Linked DNA regions of Homo sapiens: region 2 is linked to region 1. Evidence: chromatin contacts called from ENCODE Hi-C or POLR2A ChIA-PET data. All regions are on one chromosome and are shown on one strand. Each heading gives the region's core, a stretch centred on a gene start or an enhancer-like site at or near the end of the contact. The rest is flanking DNA. Distances are from core to core; before and after follow the strand shown. Region 1 holds the start of RAB40B (RAB40B, member RAS oncogene family). Region 2 holds the start of SECTM1 (secreted and transmembrane 1).

Region 1 (4,364 bases), core at 1,362-3,861:
CATCAGTAAATGTTCCTTTCATTCCTTCTGCCCACAGAGGCCTAGTCTCCAGAGCAGCCCCAGATCATGGGTGGGTGGATGTTCAAGGAGATTTCAGCGTGGCCACAGGGAGGAATGTTCCGATGATCCGAGATGGACAGGTCTGGAAGCCTGGCTCTGAGTTGGGCAGAAGGTAGGCTAGTGCTGTCCAGACACCTCCACCCTCTGCCTGGACTTTACACATGTACTGAAACTGGGGAGGAGGAAGAGGTATCCCACCACAGGACTGTCCCTCAGGAAACTGGGGGCCCTGGTGGGAGGAAACCTGCTTTGGCTGTAGAAATAAACACCTCTGTTTGGTGAAAGCAATGTTTGGGGCAAGAAGATGGACACCATATCTGAACACAGCCCTCTTCTGACGTGGTTATTTTACCTGGCCCTCCAGGTGGGAGTGGCCATGTTCCAGCTCAGCCAAGGCCAGCTTGGAGGTGACAACTAGGAGGTGGTGAGGACCTTCTGTGGGGCAGGAGAAGAGCAGACAAGGGCTCCCCCATCACCTGTCCTCTGTAGGAAGTGGTCTGGCCACCCCTCTCCATGCCCCACCGTGAACACTGCTGGACTGCTGGGTGTGACCCCGAGGGTGGGCTGGGGGCCTCCTGACCCCTATTGTACAGTGAGTCTGGATGTGTAGGTGGGGAGCGAGCAAAAGAAGGTACCCTTTCCTCACTAGGTAATAGCCATGTGACCCACAGCTGATTGGAACATGGAGACTGAGGGTTAGGGATGGGAAGGAAACTCCCCTGAATTCTTTTTGGCAGAGTGGTGGGGCTGGGGACTAAATGCCATCTTTCTCATAGTTTTCTAGCGTCCACCTTCCATCCTCTTTTCTTCCTCTGACCTTCCTTCTAAAAAAAAACAGTGCTGCAATCCCAGCATTTTGGGAGGCCGAGGTCGATCACTTGAGGTCAGGAGTCAAAGACCAGCCTGGCCAACATGGCAAAATCCCATCTCTACTAAAAATGCAAAAATTAGCTGGGTGTGGTGGCACATGCCTGTAATCCTAGCTACTTGGGAGGCTTGAATCCAGGAGGTGGAAGTTGCAGTGAGCCAAGATTACATCACTGCACTCCAGCCTGGGCAACAGAGCAAGACTCTGTCTCAAAAAAAAAAAAATGTGGCTGCATTAGTAACTAAAGCAACTAATCAACCAATGAATAACAGGTGTTGCAAACTAAATTGGCATTCCAAAGTAAACATTTTCTAGGTCCAAATGAATGCAAATGACAAATATAATAATCTTGACTTCAGTCTCTTTTGTAATTCTTCTTCCGCTCCCTCTTCTGTTCCTCCCCCACAAAAAACTTCTAATGGGGTCTAGAGCAGTTCCCTACACAACGCAGGGTGGAGGGGATGAAGTAGTGGGGGCATTATCCTTCTTCTTGGACGGAGCTCGCCCTTTGCCTGCTGCCTGAATTCTGCACCAAATAAACCAATGTGCACCTGGTGAGACCCTCAGAGCGAAGGGCAGACCTCGGCCTGGCAACCCTTGCTCTCTAGAGCAGAGGAGAAGCCAAAAGGCTGGAGGGTCCCACCCAATGCTCTCCTCCAGCACGCACGCAAACACATGCATGGATGCACAAACAAGCGCACGCACACATAGGAGCGCATGCATAGAAGCAGCACACGCAGACACACACATGCAAAGATGCCTGCAAAGGCACACATGCACACGCACATACATGTGCAGACACCTGCAGAGGCACACATGCACACGCAGACACACAGATGTGCAGACATCTGCAGAGGGACACATGCACACGCACATACATGTGCAGACACCTGCAGAGGGACACATGCACACGCAGACACATAGATGTGCAGACACCTGCAGAGGGACACATGCACACGCAGACACATACATGTGCAGATATCTGCAGAGGCACACATGCACACGCAGACATGCACACACACGAACACATGCACACGTACACAGGCGCATGTGCACACACAGGCATTCAGGCACGCCGCGTAAATGGGGCAACGACGAGGCCCTGGATGAACCGTGGGGAGAGACCGCGAGCCTGGATTCTACGGCGACAGGGACTCCTCCGGCGAGGCGGCCTGCGGGGGCCTTCCGGCCGCGTCCGCCAACTGGACCGACCCCGAGCCCCACCCGGCCAGGCACCCGAGGTCTCCCTGGTGGGCAGGTGGGGAGGCCCCACGCTGGGACCCTGCACCGCCCCTCGCCCCTCCCGACTCGGGGCGTGCAGACCCGACGACCGTGGGAGCGAGTTCGTGGCGCTCACGGGCGCACGCGAGAGTGTAAACACCCGGCCCCACCCCCTGATCGCCCCCACCCCGCCCCGCCATTGGCTGCGGGAGCAGAGTCCCCGCCTCCTGCTTGTTCTGGCTCCGCCCCTGCCCCGTCTCCGGGCCTCCATTGGCTGTGGTGACAGCGACCTTTCAGGAGGGGCGGGTGGGCGACAGCCCGGAGGCGGTGACGAGAGTAAGATGGACGGACAACCAAGCCAGTGAAAGCGCGCAGCTGCCCTAGCAACTGCGGTCCACCAATGGCGGGGCCGGGCGGGGATGCGCGCTGTCAGCGCTGGGCGGCGGGGCGGGGCCGGAGGCGAGCAAGGACTCGGGGCCCGCGCGGCGCCTCTCGGGGCCGGGCCGCCGCCTCTGCGCTCAGCCCCGCAGGCCGGGCATGGGTGGGGGCGCCGGGCCGTCACGATGAGCGCCCTGGGCAGCCCGGTCCGGGCCTACGACTTTCTGCTCAAGTTCCTGCTGGTGGGCGACAGCGACGTGGGCAAGGGCGAGATCCTGGCGAGCCTGCAGGATGGCGCGGCCGAGTCCCCGTACGGCCACCCGGCGGGTGAGCGCGGGCGGAGGGCGTGCCGGGGTGCGGGCGCGGGGCCGGGGAGGGGCGCGGGGCTGGGGAGGGGGTGCGGGTGGGGGTCCGGGTCCGGGGACGCGAGACCGGGCAGGGGTCGGGAAGAGGCCGGGGCGCGTGGCCGGGGAGGGTAGGAGTCCCGGTCCGGGGGCGCGGGGCTGAGGAGGAGCGCGGTTCGCGGGCGGGCCTTTCTCCGCCCGGCCCTGGCCCTCGTGCTGCGGCGTCCCTGTTGCACCCCCAGTTCCACTCGAGGCCCCGCGGCGCAGTCTCCATCCTTCTCCGCAGTCTGCGCGCAGCGGGAGCCCGCGGCTGGGCCGGGCGCTGGGCTCCTCCCGACCTGGGGCCGCTGCTGTGGGGACCCGGGGCGGGGGCTCGAGTCCGCAAGTGCGCGTTCGGCCGCGGGGCAGGAGGGGCGGGAGGGGACGCGAGCTCCGGGGCTCCTGGGGCGGAGCGCGGCGAGCAGGCGCCCAGGTGCTGGGTCTGCGCGTGGGTCGGAGGGGAGGGGAGACCAGGGTCCGGTCCCGAGGCCAGGGGTCCCGCGTGTCCGGGGGAGAGGAAGGAGCACAGGTGACTCGCGTGCGGAAGAGGGGACCCCCCACGACAGCGGCCGGAGAGCGGGTTCCAGGGCGAGGGGAGGCCGGAGCGCCCAGAGCTCCCAGGCAGGCAGCCCGGGGATCCCCCAAGTTTGAGGCTTGAAAGCCGGCGCCCGGCGAGGGGGTGGACGGCTCCGGGGAAAGAAAGGCGGGGGCAGGAACCCAGGAGAAGGGGGAACGCGCAGAGGCGAACACCTCGGCTGGGAGTGAGGAGCAGGCGGGGCCTTCACCCACGCGCATCCCTGGAACAGCTTGGACGAGGCCGACCCTGAGGCTGTGGAAGGAGCCCAGCCTGTGCCCACCTTCCTGCCGCGCCTCGGGGCTGAACCCACGCTTCCAACAGAGACCCGCTCTGAGTCCTGGGCGGAGGAGGGCAGCCGGGCGTGGAGATGGAGTCTTGGTGGGAAGGACCTGTCAGCTCTGGGGCCTGGGAAGGGTCTGGGAAGCCCCAGGTCCAGGGTCCTGCCAGAGACGAACTTAGCGGGAGAGGGTGGGAGGAAGCGGGATCTGAGGCTGCTCGGTAGAGGGTGCAGGCTGTCCCCTAAGGGCAGCTCCAGGCAGGCGGCGTGAGCACCAAGGGAGTGTGGCACGGCTGGAGGGGGTGGCCTGAGACTGTGGAGCGTGGGGTGGGACTCAGGTGCCCGGCCACACCTCAGCTTAGGGGACGGGGTGAGGAATGGGCAGAGTTTGGGGGAGCAGCTGAGATGGGCTTGGGCTCACGACCAGCACCCAGAGGCCTCCTGAAACTGCAGCATGCGGGGGAGTCTCTGGCAGCTGGTGGGTGCAGAGTGTGCTCCGTGGGGCAGGAGGGGAGCCTGCGTCTCTACCTGTCCCCAGGCGCCGCTGCCCCCGCATGTCCTACCCCCCTCCCCGCTCGGTGGCAGGTCTCTAGGACCGTG
Region 2 (4,364 bases), core at 1,130-3,629, 360 kb after region 1:
GCACAGCAGAGGCTGTGATTCAAGGACAGGCTGAGGGTGAATGAATCCACACATCCGCTCTAAGATGCCTGATCCCAGCATTGTATAGAAATGGAAAGATACGGCCGGGTGCAGTGGCTCACGCCTGTAATCCAGCACTTTGGGAGGCCAAGATGGGCGGATCACAAGGTCAGGAGATCCAGACCATCCTGGCTAACACGGTGAAACCCCGTCTCTACTAAAAATACAGAAAAATTAGCTGGGCGTGGTGGCGGGCGCCTGTAGTCCCAGCTACTCAGGAGGCTGAGGCAGGAGAATGGTGTGAACCCAGGAGGCAGAGCTTGCAGTGAGCCGAGATTGCGCCACTGCACTCCAGCCTGGGCGACAGAGCGAGACTCCGTCTCAAAACAAAAAAAAGAAATGGAAAGATACTGCCCAGATGTGGTGGCTCACACCTGTAACCCCAGCACTTTGGGAGGCCAAGGCAGGCGGACCACCTGAGGTCAGGAGTTCGAGACCAGCTTGGCCAACATGATGAAATCCTATTTCTACTAAAACTACAAAAATTAGCTGGGCGTGGTGATACATGCCTGCAATCCCAACTACTCAGAAGGCTGAGGTGGGAGAATCAGTTGAACCTGGGAGGCAGAGGTTGCAGTGATCGAGACTGCAGCACTGCACTCCAGCCTGGGCAACAGAGACTCCGTCTCAAAAAAAAGAAAGAAATAAACGTGAGTGGATGGCTGTGCTGTTTGTATGGACCAGGAAAACTTCTAGAAGGATAGGTAAGGCAGTGTCCATAACTCAACCTGGGAATTGAAGCCAGGGTGGGGAGGAAAAGGCAACAGTTGGTTTCATTCTATTTTGTTTCTGTGCCTGTATTACTTCCAAAATAAACAAACTAGTTTCACTTTCACAACATGAAATGCTTTATCAGGATATGCGTTTTCCTCCAACCCCCAGTGGTGTCCCCTCACGGGACAAAAGCCTGCCAGCCTTCAGCTGCCCTCCAGAGCCTCACGGTGCAGGTGCTCCTGCCTAAGCAGCCGGACCCCCCTGCCCCCAGGAACTGCAGCCCCCTCTGAGTTGAGAGATCTAGTAGGCAGGAAAAAAGGAGAAGGAAGCTGTGGCTGCTGGGGGATGTGGCCTCGGGGACAAGCCCCTCTGTGCAGAGGACGTGGGCAGGTGGGATTTCAGCCCCCTCTCCAGCATCTCACTGGCAGCCAGGGTGGCTGGGGTTTCCCCGAGGGCGGGGGCTGGGGAATCTGACCTCTGTGCCCCGGCCATGGTGCCGTCTTGCTGGGAGGATGACAGGCTGTGTTTCACCTGCCAATTTGGCGACAGTTTCTCTTTTGGAACATCCCGGGGGACTTTGTTCTGTGCCACCCACCTCTGGACCCTGGGTCTGATGGCTGAGCTGCAGGCTCCAAGGTTCAGCGTCCAGTCTGGCCCTGCTCCGTCCATTCCCCACATTTGAGGGTTTCCCGGAGTTTGGTTCTGCTTCTTCCTCTCTTCCATGAAACTGGGGGCATTGCCCACGCCCCAGTGTCCCCCATCATCTGCCCGGTGGGGACTTGCCCACTCACGTGACTGCAGCCTGTGGGGCCTCCTCCTAGTGTCCCGAAGATACCTGGTCATCCTTGACCCCGCCCGCACCTGCCCGCGTGCCCCCTCGGGTTCTAGTGGAGGACGTGGCCCGCCTGCCACCCCGCCAGGCGCCGGGTCCTCCAGGCCTCCTCGAGCCACCTCCTGCCCACCTGGGATGTCTGTGGGTTCCCGGCCCGGATGCGTCTTGGAGCCTTCTACCCGCACCCCAATCTCCTGCCCCAACAGGCTGGGCCCCTCCTCCCGGGCTGGCCAGGCCAGCACCTCCGCAGGGGCCGCAGGACGCCTGAAGGCCCAGGCCGCAGGTGCAGGACCCTCTGCGGGGGAGCTGGGGGACATCACTCCTCTGCTCTGCGCGCTTTTATGAAAGGGCCTCTGACCCTCCGGGGGTCCAGCTCACTCTGCCCGCGCACTCCCAGGCATCTGGGGGCCGCCCCCCGCCCTCCCTCCCCGCGGCCCACTCGGCCCGCCCAGCTCGCCCCGTGCACAGACTCGAGGCCTCCAGGAGCGGAGCCAAACAGCCCCGCGGGGAACGCGCGCCGCACGCGAGCTGGACCCGCCCAGGCACGAACTCTCCTGGAAAAATGCTCCCGGCGGCTTTCCTGCTTCCTTTAGCGTGAACCGCGGGTGCGGTGCCTCCCGTGAAAATAATAAATTCACCGTCACGCTTGTTGTGAACGCGGGTGGTTCCCGAAACTTGGAGGCTTCCCGTAAACCCAGCTCCTTCCTCATCTGGGAGGTGGGTCCCGCGCGGGTCCGCCGCCTCCTCCCTGGCCCCTCCCTCTCGTGTCTTTCATTTTCCTGGGGCTCCGGGGCGCGGAGAAGCTGCATCCCAGAGGAGCGCGTCCAGGAGCGGACCCGGTGAGGCGCGGAGAGGGGCGGGCGGGGGAACCAGAGGGGCGGGCTCGGTGCTGGGGACTCGGTGCTGGGGACTCGGTGCTGGGGACTCGGTGCTGAGGGCCCGGTGCTGGGGACTCGGTGCTGGGGGCTCGGTGTTAGGGCCTCTTGGTGCACTGGGGTTGCCGGTCCGCGCAGGGATGGGGACTCTGGGGCTGCGGCGCCTCTGCCTCTGGGACCGTCACCCCCCGCTGGCCCTGAGCGTGCGTCGCAGGCCAGGCGGGCGGGGTCGCAGCGGGCGTACCCGAGTATGGGCGGGAACGAGCTGCCGGCCGGTGTGGGGACCCGCGTCCCTGCCCTGTGCGCCAGGCTCGACTCTTGAAGGGACAGAGGCGGCGTCTCGGACCCGGGGCTCCCCTAAGTCCGATGGGTCGGAGCCCCCTCCTCCCTTCCCGGTCCTCGGCCTCACCCGGGGTTCCCTGCGCCGTCGCTGCGACCAAGCTGGGAGCAAAACGCACTCGCTCATATGCGTGCACACAAGCTGGTGGACACACGCACATGAGCACACGCAGGCACGCGTGGACTGTTGCACACTCCACAGCCACAGCCTCGTGTGCACTCACAGCAAACTCATGAAACAGGAACCGTGAGGCTTCCCTCACCCGGCAGGCCCTCAGCTGCCCGTTCTCACGCGGGTTTTGCTGACTCCGCAGTAATCACCACATTCAGTTCCTTGCCCACTACTGGTGAATCACCTGCAGCTTGAGAAGCACGTTTTCTGCCGGTGGTCAGCAGAGGATCCCCGGCTTCTAGGAGGCCCAGGGCGACCGGCTGCAGGAGCCCGCGTAGGAGGCCTGTCTCCAGCAGGGCGGGGGTGGTGGCAGGGCCTCTCCACGGGGCTGCTGCTGAGCCCAGAGCGGGAGGACAGGAGGCCACCAGCAGAGGGGACAGGTGAACAGGTGCTGAGCAGGAAGGGTTAGCCCGGTCTAGCCCCAGGCCTGGGGGGCTTTGCTGCTCACCTGGGGTCCCCTCTGGGCCTGGCTCAGCAGAGACCAGGGCAGAGCCGTCCACACCGTGGGCCTGGGTGGGGTCCATGGCCTCTGCAGGCTGCAGCTGTCTTCTGAGAGGTGTTGGTGTGCTCATTCTCGGTAGAGACGTGGGGTCACCTGTGTTCCCTGAGCCCCTGCAGCAGCTGGGAAAGCAGTGTCAGCCACCCCTCAGGTGCTGTGGGGGTACAGAGTCCACTGACCACACAGGAGGACCCCAATGAACCCAGCCCGAGGGGGCCGGAGCTTCCACACACCCAGCACCCATGGGAGCCGGGACAGGCAGGCGCCCGGGGCACCAGGGAGCGGGAACAGGCATGCGCAGGCGTGCTGGGCGGTGCGTGAACTTTCCTAGGCGTGTCACTGGCATGGCTCCAAGCCTGCGCATCATCGCTTGTCAGGGAGCACTCAGACCCTGCCGTGTCTGGTGCCGGCGCCTCAGATACCGACCCCTGTGTTCGTGGTTTGAGAGAAATCTGATTGCCGCCTCCATCTTTTCCCGCTCTAGAAGTTTGTTTTTTGTTTTGTTTGGTTTGAGACGGAGTTTCGCTCTTGTTGCCCAGGCTGGAATGTAGTGGCCAGATCTTGGCTCACCACAACCTCCACCTCCCTGGTTCAAGCGATTCTCCTGCCTCAGCCTCCCAAGTAACTGGGATTACAGGCGTGCACCACCACGCCCGGCTAATTTTTTTGTATTTTTAGTAGAGACGGGGTTTCACCACGTTGTTCAGACTGGTCTCAAACTCCCGACCTCAGGTGATCCACCTGCCTCAGCCTCCCAAAGTGCTGGGATTGCAGGCATGCGCCACCGCGCCCGGCCCACTCTAGAAGTTTTGAGGCTCCGTGCGCCTCGTCTCCCTGTACCTGGTCTCCCTGTGCCAGGTCTCCCTGTGCCAC

What was found. Hi-C counts contacts between places; a loop is a spot of excess contacts on that map. ChIA-PET counts read pairs that join two places held with the same protein, here RNA polymerase II (POLR2A). Pooled maps may share reads with other maps.
Region 2: a pooled map shows a loop between it and region 1 (2.4-fold over the local background). The contact joins the promoter of SECTM1 here to the promoter of RAB40B in region 1. A Hi-C loop is called at or near these places in 1 of 50 pooled maps. POLR2A ChIA-PET finds 5 or more read pairs at or near these places in 3 of 52 experiments (BJ, H1 and HCT116).

What each region holds. Positions count from the first base shown.
Region 1 is chr17:82,696,945-82,701,308 of GRCh38, reverse strand. It overlaps RAB40B (RAB40B, member RAS oncogene family), which reads left to right and starts at 2,611. Exons shown (of 6, transcript NM_006822.3): 1 at 2,611-2,854. The coding sequence starts at 2,713. RefSeq lists silencers at 2,043-2,432, 2,453-2,882.
Region 2 is chr17:82,331,781-82,336,144 of GRCh38, reverse strand. It overlaps SECTM1 (secreted and transmembrane 1), which reads left to right and starts at 2,379. Exons shown (of 5, transcript NM_003004.3): 1 at 2,379-2,445. RefSeq lists enhancers at 956-1,025, 3,073-3,875 and a silencer at 3,752-4,036.